3 separate regions of the Homo sapiens genome follow, and all the other regions are linked to region 3. The links are chromatin contacts, found by Hi-C or POLR2A ChIA-PET in ENCODE. All regions are on one chromosome and are shown on one strand. The core of a region is the stretch at or near the end of the contact, and the rest is flanking DNA. Distances in the headings are between cores, read along the strand shown.

What was found. Hi-C counts contacts between places; a loop is a spot of excess contacts on that map. ChIA-PET counts read pairs that join two places held with the same protein, here RNA polymerase II (POLR2A). Pooled maps may share reads with other maps.
Region 1: a loop to region 3 is called in a pooled map, with 7 times the contacts of the local background. The contact joins the promoter of LIN54 here to the enhancer-like site in region 3. A Hi-C loop is called at or near these places in 1 of 37 single-sample maps with no recorded cell type and 6 of 50 pooled maps. POLR2A ChIA-PET finds 5 or more read pairs at or near these places in 1 of 52 experiments (CD4-positive, alpha-beta T cell).
Region 2: a loop to region 3 is called in a map of CD8-positive, alpha-beta T cell, with 12 times the contacts of the local background. The contact joins the promoter of CCNI here to the enhancer-like site in region 3. A Hi-C loop is called at or near these places in 2 of 168 maps with a recorded cell type or tissue (CD8-positive, alpha-beta T cell and naive thymus-derived CD4-positive, alpha-beta T cell) and 8 of 50 pooled maps. POLR2A ChIA-PET finds 5 or more read pairs at or near these places in 1 of 52 experiments (CD8-positive, alpha-beta memory T cell).

Annotation. Positions count from the first base shown.
Region 1 is chr4:83,009,522-83,012,615 of GRCh38, forward strand. LIN54 (lin-54 DREAM MuvB core complex component) reads right to left here and starts at 1,302. Exons shown (of 13, transcript NM_194282.4): 1 at 963-1,302. RefSeq lists an enhancer at 1,142-1,241 and a silencer at 1,312-1,391.
Region 2 is chr4:77,074,739-77,077,925 of GRCh38, forward strand. CCNI (cyclin I) reads right to left here and starts at 1,251. Exons shown (of 7, transcript NM_006835.3): 1 at 734-1,251. RefSeq lists silencers at 579-728, 789-1,138 and enhancers at 1,319-1,548, 1,447-2,417.
Region 3 is chr4:80,057,003-80,060,401 of GRCh38, forward strand. All of the region lies in intron 3 of ANTXR2 (ANTXR cell adhesion molecule 2), which reads right to left. It also overlaps the pseudogene LOC124900918. Among named protein-coding and RNA genes, the nearest start is that of ANTXR2, 15 kb to the right of the region's middle. Within about 2 kb of position 1,894, at least 7 of the 41 ENCODE cell types and tissues checked have a DNase peak (open chromatin) inside an H3K27ac peak, as active enhancers do; they include CD4-positive, alpha-beta T cell and CD8-positive, alpha-beta T cell, where a contact is called at or near this core.

The sequences.
Region 1 (3,094 bases), core at 52-2,551, 3.0 Mb after region 3:
TGTTGTGTGCAAGGAGACAGACTCCTTACGGATCTTTCAGCATAACCTAAAACTTAACATGGGTCTTCAGATAACCTAATAAAACAGTGGCTGTTATAGTCAATCAATCCAGCTCTCTAAACAAAGGGCTAGGCTAATCACTCCAGCATTTAGTGATTTAGAAATAACAGAGGTCTCAATTTATTTTTCCCAACTTAATGTACTCACAACAAATGCTTGCATCACCCCATCGCAACTCTCCTTCTTAACAATGAAGGTAAAACTCAGGACCAAAAGAGAGCTCCTAGAGCTGTATTTCATTTGCATTATAAAATCTACAGCAAAATTTTTCATAACTTTACTCTCTGAATTCATGAACTAGGTTGGCGGGGGCAGGAGGGTGAGTATAGAGAAGAACTTCCCTGAAAAGCATGAGTATAAAATATAACTGAGAGTATCTCAATTGTTATATGCCAAATGGCAGGGGCAAAGAGGTTAGTTACTCTAAGGATAACAGAGCATTAAAAATTTTTTTTCTAATTCTTACAAAACTGGTCCCTATTCTATAAAATGTGAACATCCACAACCCAACAAGTTACAGACTAGGATCTAAGACACAGATCTTAAATGCAGATAAAATGCCAATGCTCTGCCTCCCTAAAGAAACGTACAACCCCAAGAACTGCTGAACACCATCAAAGCAACACCCGCCAGAGTGGCTGTTTTAAACATTATATCAGGAAATCATGATAAGTGCTAGCGGTTCCTCTAGGCCTCAGCAGCAGCCTTAGGTATAAGAGCAAACTGGAGCCCTCTTAACACTCAAAGAATAATGTTGATGTCATGACGAGGCTACTGATTCTTCGCACTCCGGACAAGTCATTCCTTGATCCACCGCGCAATTCTTTCCCCACCCACCCCCATCCCCCCAAATAAAGAGATCTCCGGACAGAGAAGCCCTCGGGTACCCCATCCTCCTCTACCTCCAGCGGCTGCCGCTTTCTCCTCCCTCGGGCTCCGAGGTAGGGGCTCCAGAAGGTCCTGGGCAATCCCGAGCCCCGGCGGGGCTTGTTTTGCCCGTGCACGATAGCTCTGGCCAGCAGCTTCCTTTCCCAGTTTGTCCAAACTGGAGCGCTCCAGGGTACCCGGGGACCGAGAAGGGAGCCGGGGTGGCGACGTCGCCGTCGCCGCCGCCTCTGGTATGTCAGGGGCCGGGATTGTATTTCGAAAGATCCGCCATTTTCACCTCGTCATCACCATCACAGCTCAGCAGCTTCCCCGACAGCCGGAGCCCGGGCCGCCGCCGCCGCCGCCACCACCAGTAACCTCCCCCTTCCTCCTCCTCCCCTCCCCGCCCGCCCCACCCGGGAGGCGCACACCCACATATCCGGGGAAGCCTCCCGCCGCCCCGCCAACCTTCAAACGCACAAGGGCCGTGCAAGTGCACACGGGCTACGCCGAGACCTTTCACCCCCGGGCGGAGCACGGGCCCCCGCAGGGACGCCAAAGGAAGTCGCGCCACCTGCGGGGTCCCAAGTCCGGCATATTTTTGTTTGCAAGACCAAAAGCCATGCGGAGGGTGGCATAAGGACAATAAAGAACCCAAACTCTTTCATTTTCAGAGCAGCAACTTGAGAGAGATGGTGGAATGCGTTTCATTCACTGTGGCTATCTCAGGCACTAAAAACACTGTGAAAGACCTTTAATGTCATTCACCAACTTTGACATTTTACCCCACCCGCAGAACTACTTTGACAGGATGAGCTATTTCCATATGCATGTTCGACCTTTGACACCTTTGTCAATTACAGGCAGCAATCCTCATGCAGATGAAGTGGTCAAAATATCTAATTTAAAAAAATAAAGTTCTGAGCTATCTTCCTCTCCAACTTAATTTATCTGGTCATTTCTGTCCATGAACACTGCGACTTCCAATCTGTCATCGGTTTAAGACGTCAAAGCGCAACTAGATTTGAAATGATTGAACTAATTGTAGAAACATTCATGAATGATCGATTTCTAAAATATTGAAAATATAACTCTTAGCTAAAATTATTTGCCAAATGTTTTTTTAGGATCTAAGTCATCAAATTAAAAAAAAACCATCTGCTGCTGATATATTTGTTCTGTACAGTAAAAATAAACAGCTTGCTTCAGAACAAGATCCTAGAGCTACCTACTAGGTAGGTAAGAGTTACCAGCTCTTGTCATCAGTCAGTTGAATAAGTAACCAAAAGAGAACAGAGGTAATTCTTAATCATTTAAAAAATAACAAAACATAAGCTGCAAGGCTTCTGAAGAGATCAGCATTAAAAAAAAAAAAAAAGGAAACTGGCTGCCTTTGTCAATTTTAGAAAGAGTTAACCATCCAAAAGCTGAATTCTGTATCATTCAACCACAACATAAGCTCTGGGCAAACTGAATTTCAAGGCTGCGAACAGGGCCACTCTACTGTCTAAGTTAGTGTAGGAAGAGTAAGGTTGAAGTTGAAGTTGAAAAAGTCATTTCATTTCCCTACCTTGTTTCAATGGCAACTCCATATAAAAGTCGGTAGATTCAGCCTTCAACAAGGGCTGTCCACCACCCACCCCAATTGCTGTTTTTATATGCAGACTACCAGATGCTGAGAGTATAAAGTGTTCTCAATTACTTCATCTTTAAACTTCATTTCCCCACTGACGGCCCCGTCCATCCGCACTCTGCTTGGTTGTTTACCGTTGCTGGCCAAGCTAAGTCCCGGCCCGCTCCCTTCCCCCGTGCACCTCGGGAACATTATGACATTTGGCTGGTGGGCTTCGCGAGGAAAACGGACACGCACGAACAAGAGCCTGTACAAAGGGGCATAGGAAGAACGCGGCGGCGGGCAGTAGGGAGAGGAGGGACTGGCACAAAATGACACAGCAGCAAAACCGGTTCCCAGAAACCTGGGGCCGCCACGGGTGGCTTGTTGGGTCGCGCAGTGTGCGTGTCAACAGCCGCAGGAGCCCTTACTCCAGACCGCCGGGCAGGCGGCTGGCCGAGCGCTGGCCCTGCCGGGTGACAGCCACCCTCTCGGGAGCCGACGGGAAGAGACCGAGCCCCAAGGATCCTTCGCCCCCCGCAACCCAGCTTCAGG
Region 2 (3,187 bases), core at 1-2,500, 3.0 Mb before region 3:
AAAACATAAACATTTTAGTTCAAACCCCTTCAGAGTCTGAATCCATCCTACCTCCCGAAACACCTTCCACTGTTTTGATACCCAATTGTCAACTTCTGCCAAAAGGATCTGTAACGGAGCCCCCTAGCTCCAGCGGAGGCTCCTCTGTCCTCCTTTCAAATTCCAGTTATTTAATCTAGCCTTTAGAGCACAACTCAAATCTCACCTCCCCCGGATTCCCCCCACCCACCCGCCCCAAGCCCTGGGTAACGTTGCCCTCCCCCGAATTTCACAGCACCGGAGGTTCACCCCATTCATTTGGCATTCAGTCTGCCGTGCAAAGTTAGTAATCCTCCTGGTGTCCCCGGAGAATCGTTCAACCTGAGGGTGGGGGTGTGTCCCCTTCTTTGTGTATTAACACGGGCTCGTAGAGCCTCCAACACGCACTATAGAGTAGCTAATTTGCCGCTGCCACAAAAAAAAGTTACTCGCTGACAGAAAAACTGGCCCGAAAAGGAACACAGTAGTGCCGTTTTCAAGTGGGCAGGTGACGGGTCTGTCTGGGCCGGAGAGGACGAAGAGGGCGGCCCCGAGGTTCCCCGGGCTGGGGGATGCGGGAGGGTGGGTCTCCGGCGAGCAGCGCGCGGCCAAGGGCGCTGCCACGGGGGCGGCGCGGGGGGAGCAGCGGGGCCCCAGCGCGTCGACGCCGGCCGCGGAGACGCGTCGAGCCCCCGCCCCCGCCCCCGCCCCTCACCTTCTCCTCCTCTTCCTCCTCCTCCTCCTCCCCGGCAGAGCTGTAGGCCTCACAGTGGTGACGCGGGGTCATCCGGGGGCCCGTTACCACCTCATTCTCATAGGCGCGCGGAGGCGGTGCGCGCGGGACGACTCGGCCAACTGAGGAGGGAGAAAGGGGAAGCGGATCGGGGGGCGCGGGCGCGGGCGCTGGCGCTCGAGCGGGACGCACGGCTGCGGCCGCTGGGTCGGTCAGCGAATTAGTTCCATGATGACCCCCGGCCTGAGGCCGCCGCCGCTCGAGCCCGGGTTGGGAGGGGGCTCCCTCTCGCCATAGGGCGGCGGGGGCCGGGGAGAGGCGGGGGGTGAGACCGGCTCTGCCCCTGCCCGGGGAAAGCGCCTCCGAGGGGAAATGGTGAAAGGGGGGGAGGGGAGAAAAGAAAAGAAAAAAAAAAAAAGAAAGGGGAAAGGGGGGAAAAATAAGAAAAAGCGAGACAGAGGCGCTGCCGCGTCCGCTCGCGGGGAAGGCTGGGGAGGGAGGGGAAGAGAGGGGAAGGGAGGAAGAAGTGCCGGCTTCCTCGGCTCCGCCCTCGCGGACCGATTCCTAGACTCGCCCACTCCTTGTAAACTACGCGGACTTGGTCTTTCACCCTTCCTGTTCCTCCCCGCCGCCTTCCCGGTCCAACGAAAGTACAGAGAAGTGCGGCCGAAAGGAGACGGGCTGGGGAAGTCGTTGGCACTAGGATGGAAGGAGGGAGGACGTTTTCTCGTGGCTAAGAAAAGCCGAAGGTCCGTGGACTCATTTTCCTTGAAGGAGCGGAAGGGTTGCTTGCAGACCGCACGGTGACGTCAGCGTCTCTGGGCCCCCACTGAGGGGGCGTGCGGTGGCCGGAGAGTGCGCTGCGCATGCGCCTGGGGAAGAAAGAAGCGGCCGAGCGCTGCGCTTGGGGGAGGGGATTTCACGATCCGCTCCTGTGGTCCAGCTTTACAGCAGCTTGGTTTTATCTAGCCCTACTCGTCCCCAGGCTCTTAGAAGGATTCACTGGGAAGGGGCTACTGATCTCTTGGGTGGAGATCTTGCAGATTTGTTGACCTAGCAAAGTATTACGTGTTCTTACCGTTGACATGTAAATAGAATTGCGGTTTTTCTCACTGCCACATTGTGTGGGTGGAGGGAGATTCTAAAGGGTTTTAGGAATCGGAAAATTAGGGAGAATCAAATCATGGGTGCTTAAGGCCTCAGTGAAACACTGTAAATTATACTGCTGACGGCGAGGAACCTGCTTGGCAATGTGGCAAGGGGATTTTATCCACTCAACCAACACGTCTGAGTATTTCCGAATAGGTTTTATTACCAGGTGCTTAAAGAATGTGTGGTGACATAAATGGGTTTTATTTGGGGTTCTGTTAGTACAAACGGTAACTTTTTGCTATTTTGATTGTTTTAATTATTTAAAAATATGTAGTATTACAGAGTTTTGAAAGAGGAAGAGCTAGATCTCAACCATTTATAGAAGTCTCGTTTGTTTTTTCCATTTGTTTTTTATATAGTTATTTTAACTGTCAGTGAAAAAATATGTGTTGAGTTTATTTAGTGGCCAGACTCAGCAAACTGGAAGTAGCCAAGACAGACATAGCTCCTGCCTTCATGGAGTTTACAGTCCAAACAGAGGATAACCATTGAGCTAATTATCACTATGTAAAATTACCAAGTACATTTACTTGTTTACTTGTGCATGTATCCCCTCCCTAGAATATAAGGTCGCAGGCGGCAGGGATCTTGCATGTTTCACCCTCTATCCCTGTGTATAAAAGGCTCTCAATATTTGACCAAGTAAACAATTCTGGTATTAAAACCGTTAAGATGGAAAATCGCCGGCTGCTGTGGAAACGCTTGCCTTTCCGCCTGGTTTGGGATATCAGAGAAGGTTTTTCTGAAGAAGTGACATTTAAGATGAGACTTGAAACCACTGGGCAAAGAATGATACAAGCAGAGGAAGTTATGTGAAAAGGCTCCGAAGCTGAGACGTTCTAAAAATCTCTGAAAGCTAGTGTGGCTGGCCCTCAGACAACTGAGGCAGGATGTGGAAGCAGAGGACAGATGCCATAGAACAGAAGAAGGAATGGGAAGCCCTAGGAGGATTTCAAGTGGGTTGTATCCTTTTTTTTTCTTTTTTTCACTTCATGTAGCCTATTATTATATGGTCTTCATTCAAAAAAGCCACCATTTTTCTGCATGTTACTCTTGAGACTGTAGCATTTCTGCATAATACTATTGAGAGTGTAACATAATTCCATTGTTAGACCATGAAATTGCTTCTGATTTTCACTCCAATAAGAATAATGCAAATTCCACTCCTAAATATATACCCAAGAGAAAGGAAAATATTTGTCCATGCAAAAACTTTTTTACAAACGTTAGCATTATTCATAATAGCCAAAGATGAAACAACCTAAATGTTCATCAGCTGGCGCC
Region 3 (3,399 bases), core at 644-3,143:
GATATTGTTTTCAGACTTTTTCAATAGAAGCAAAAAAAATGCCTTTTTAAACTGGTGAGAATGGATACTACACTTGATCTTAACCAAAAGGCTGAGAAGTGATAAGAAGTGCCTTTTTAAATGTAAAATTCTTGAAATGATAAACTGAATTAGAAAATTGTAAATAACACATGAAGAGTACTCACTCCTACTGAGGATGATAGATGAAGGAGATTAATTGTAAGAAGTATCATCTTAACATCAAGGAACTTACTGGGGCCATACACAACATTTATATAGGTACATGTGTGTATACGTTTATATCACATGCGGTTATAAAATATGTCAAAAATAATTTCAAAACATTTTGTCATGCTGCAATATTGTGTTTCAAATAATTGAAATAAATAATCCATTCACCAGAGCCTTATATACGTTTTAAAAGTAACTTCTTGATTGTATTTTTATATCGCAATAAAAAATATTATCAGGCAAGTTTTCCATCTCATAAAGTTTCCAGGTAACAGAAGACAATGTTCAAGGTATGACCCTAATCCTTCTCTTTCCTGGTTCACTCATCTCTATTAACTCTTGCTAATTGTCTTTTTAAATATTTGGTTTAAAGTCTACCTATTCTGAACCATTCTTTAAGTTCATTACACTCTTATTCTGAGTCACCCCAAGCTTTCTAGTCATACTCATATTCATGTTTTACCATAATAAAAAAAAGTTCTCTCCTAAAAACATTCAACTTTCTAATAATTTAACTAATTTAATTTAAATATTCACTTTTCAACTACACTGAAAGTTTACATTAGGCTATTACCATGTCTTTTATTTATGCTGTATTCCCCTGCTCTGTACTTATTATAATGTCATTTGCAAAGTAAGTGTTCAATAAATTTTTCAATATATCATAAAAAAATTATAATTCCAAGGATGATAGCATAAGTTATGTAATTCATAAGCTTGTTGTATCTAAAATATTTACGTTTGATAGCTACAGAAACAACTTGAAACTGATTGTGTCTGAATGCAGATAAAAGTCAAATATTTGGTGCTTTTCAGAAATGAGTGGCAGTGTGTCTTTGAGCATTAGTGTTTGCTGCCAACAAGTGAAATGCAAGTTTACACAAACAGATTTTGCATAAGACAGCCTTCTCCATTCAGTTCAAATCAGCTCACCATTGCTGCTGAGTCCCAGACAACACCAGCACAAGACTTTAAGCTAAAGGAACTTCCCAAACGTGGATTCAAGGTTTTTTTTTGTACAGTCAGGTATCTGCTAGCTTATTACACTGGAAGAGAGACAGCAGTTTGCGGTTTTTCTATCTGTACCTATACCTGCACCATAAGATTCCAAGCTCCACTCAATCCCATCATTACTTTTGCAGCTGCATGATCCTAAGAGGAAAGTGCTCCTTTTCCATAGCCAAGAAAAACACATGTGAGTCCTGGCCTTGTACTCCCTTCAGGGTAACTACCTGAAGTCTGTCAGCCTCTTATCAATCAACAAGGTATCACTTTAGGGGAAACAAAGGCCAAAACAAGACAGGGCAGACAGATCTCAGACCCTTGAAGAATCCCAAGCAACTGAAAATAAATATTAAGTTTTTCAATTGGTAAACAGTTAACGGTGAAAAAGCAAAATAATGTGGTAGGTTAAAAACAGAAATCATTCATCCCCACTGTAATGTTAAAAAAAAAAGCCTCTAAATGAAAGCGAAAATGACTAAAATTTTAAGAACAAGAAGAAAGAAAGGTTATGTTATAAAGATAAGTTCAACTCCTTGAATTCAACATCTTAGAAGATCAGCTTCACTGAGTTTGGCTTTCAAGTTATGTCTTCAACTACAGGGAACAGCAATATTGAAACTACTTTGTATTTGTTGTGAAGCAGTTGTCAAGGATGCTGCTGTCATGACACGCATCGTCCCCTATAACATTTCAAAGCAGAAGTTTCTTTGTCACCCCCAAGTAGTTGCTATGTACTTCCTCTTTTCTGCACTTGACAACCATGCAAACTTATTTCTTGTCCTGACTACTGGGGAAGCCCACAGTAAATTTCTTACTCATTCACAAAATTCTGTTAAGTTCATGTGGTTATCATAGTGTTTCATCCCCTTTTCCAAAATTTTAGCACTCTTCTTTTTATATTTTATTAATTTTCTGCAACACTATTAATTTCTATGCAGCCTCAAATACTTTTTTGAAAGAGACAGGAATTGAACAAACAAAATGTTATATTAAAGCCCTGGTTTTCTTTAATTGAGAATTGGGGGACCAAATTCCATTATCAACTGGAGGGAAAAAGAGAAAGAGAGGAGGCACACAAACACCATATATATATATATGGTGTTTTCCTCGCTTTCATTTAGAGGCTTCATATATATTGGAGACAGAGTTTCACTCTGTCACCCAGGCTGGAGTGCACTGGCACAATCATAGCTCACTGCAACTTCAAACCCCTGGACTCATGCAACCCTCCCACCTCAGTCTCCCAAGTAGCTGAGACTACAGGCATATACCATTATACCAGGCTACTTTTAAATTTTCTATAGAGATGTGGTCTCACTATACTGCTCAGGATGGTCTTGAACTCCTGGCCTCAGGCAAGCCTCTCATCTTGACTTTACAAAGTGCTGGAATTACAGACTTCAGCCACTATGCCCAGGCTTGGCTAATTTTTTAATGTATGAAATTAGCACTTTCAGCTCTATTTGTATCTCCCTAATTTCTTTGCTGAGAAGGGCAGGGAAGGGAAGGAGAGGGGAGAAGAGGAGAGGAGTGAGGAAGGGAAGGGAAAATAGCCACCACAACTGCCATGCACTGTGCCATATCAGTAGCTTTTCTCTGAAACACTTTGGATGTGGAAGGTATGCAAGGCATTATAACTAAAATAAAGATAGACTGAAATCATGGTGTCATAAAACAGTCTGCAGGGAATCCTGAATTGACCAACTAACAATGAAGGCATAATTTTATTTTCAGTATCTCCTACTTTTTCTTTCTACGATGTGTCTGTACAGTACTTGAACTTTCCAATGCACATTGTCTTAACTTTCCAGATTTCAAAGCTCTTTCAGGATTTCAGTCAATGAGTCTACACTCATCTGTTGAGCATCTGTTGTATGTGAACACCGTGATTCTACACAGTGATGTGAGAATTCCTCACACTCAGTCCAGGGGTCACTCACATAAAGCTCTATATATGCACTGTGGTTCTCCACCCTGGCTGTACACTGGAATCATTTGAGGGGATTTTCAAAAGCTCTTCTGGACTCTATTTGAAGAGATTCTAATTCACATGTTTGTGTTGGGTCAGGGTTATCACTGGCCTTTGAAAACTCCCCAGAGTATTCTAATGCGCTGCCAGGATTAAGAACCTCTGATCTAACCTAATTTTAAAACTTTCTTGTG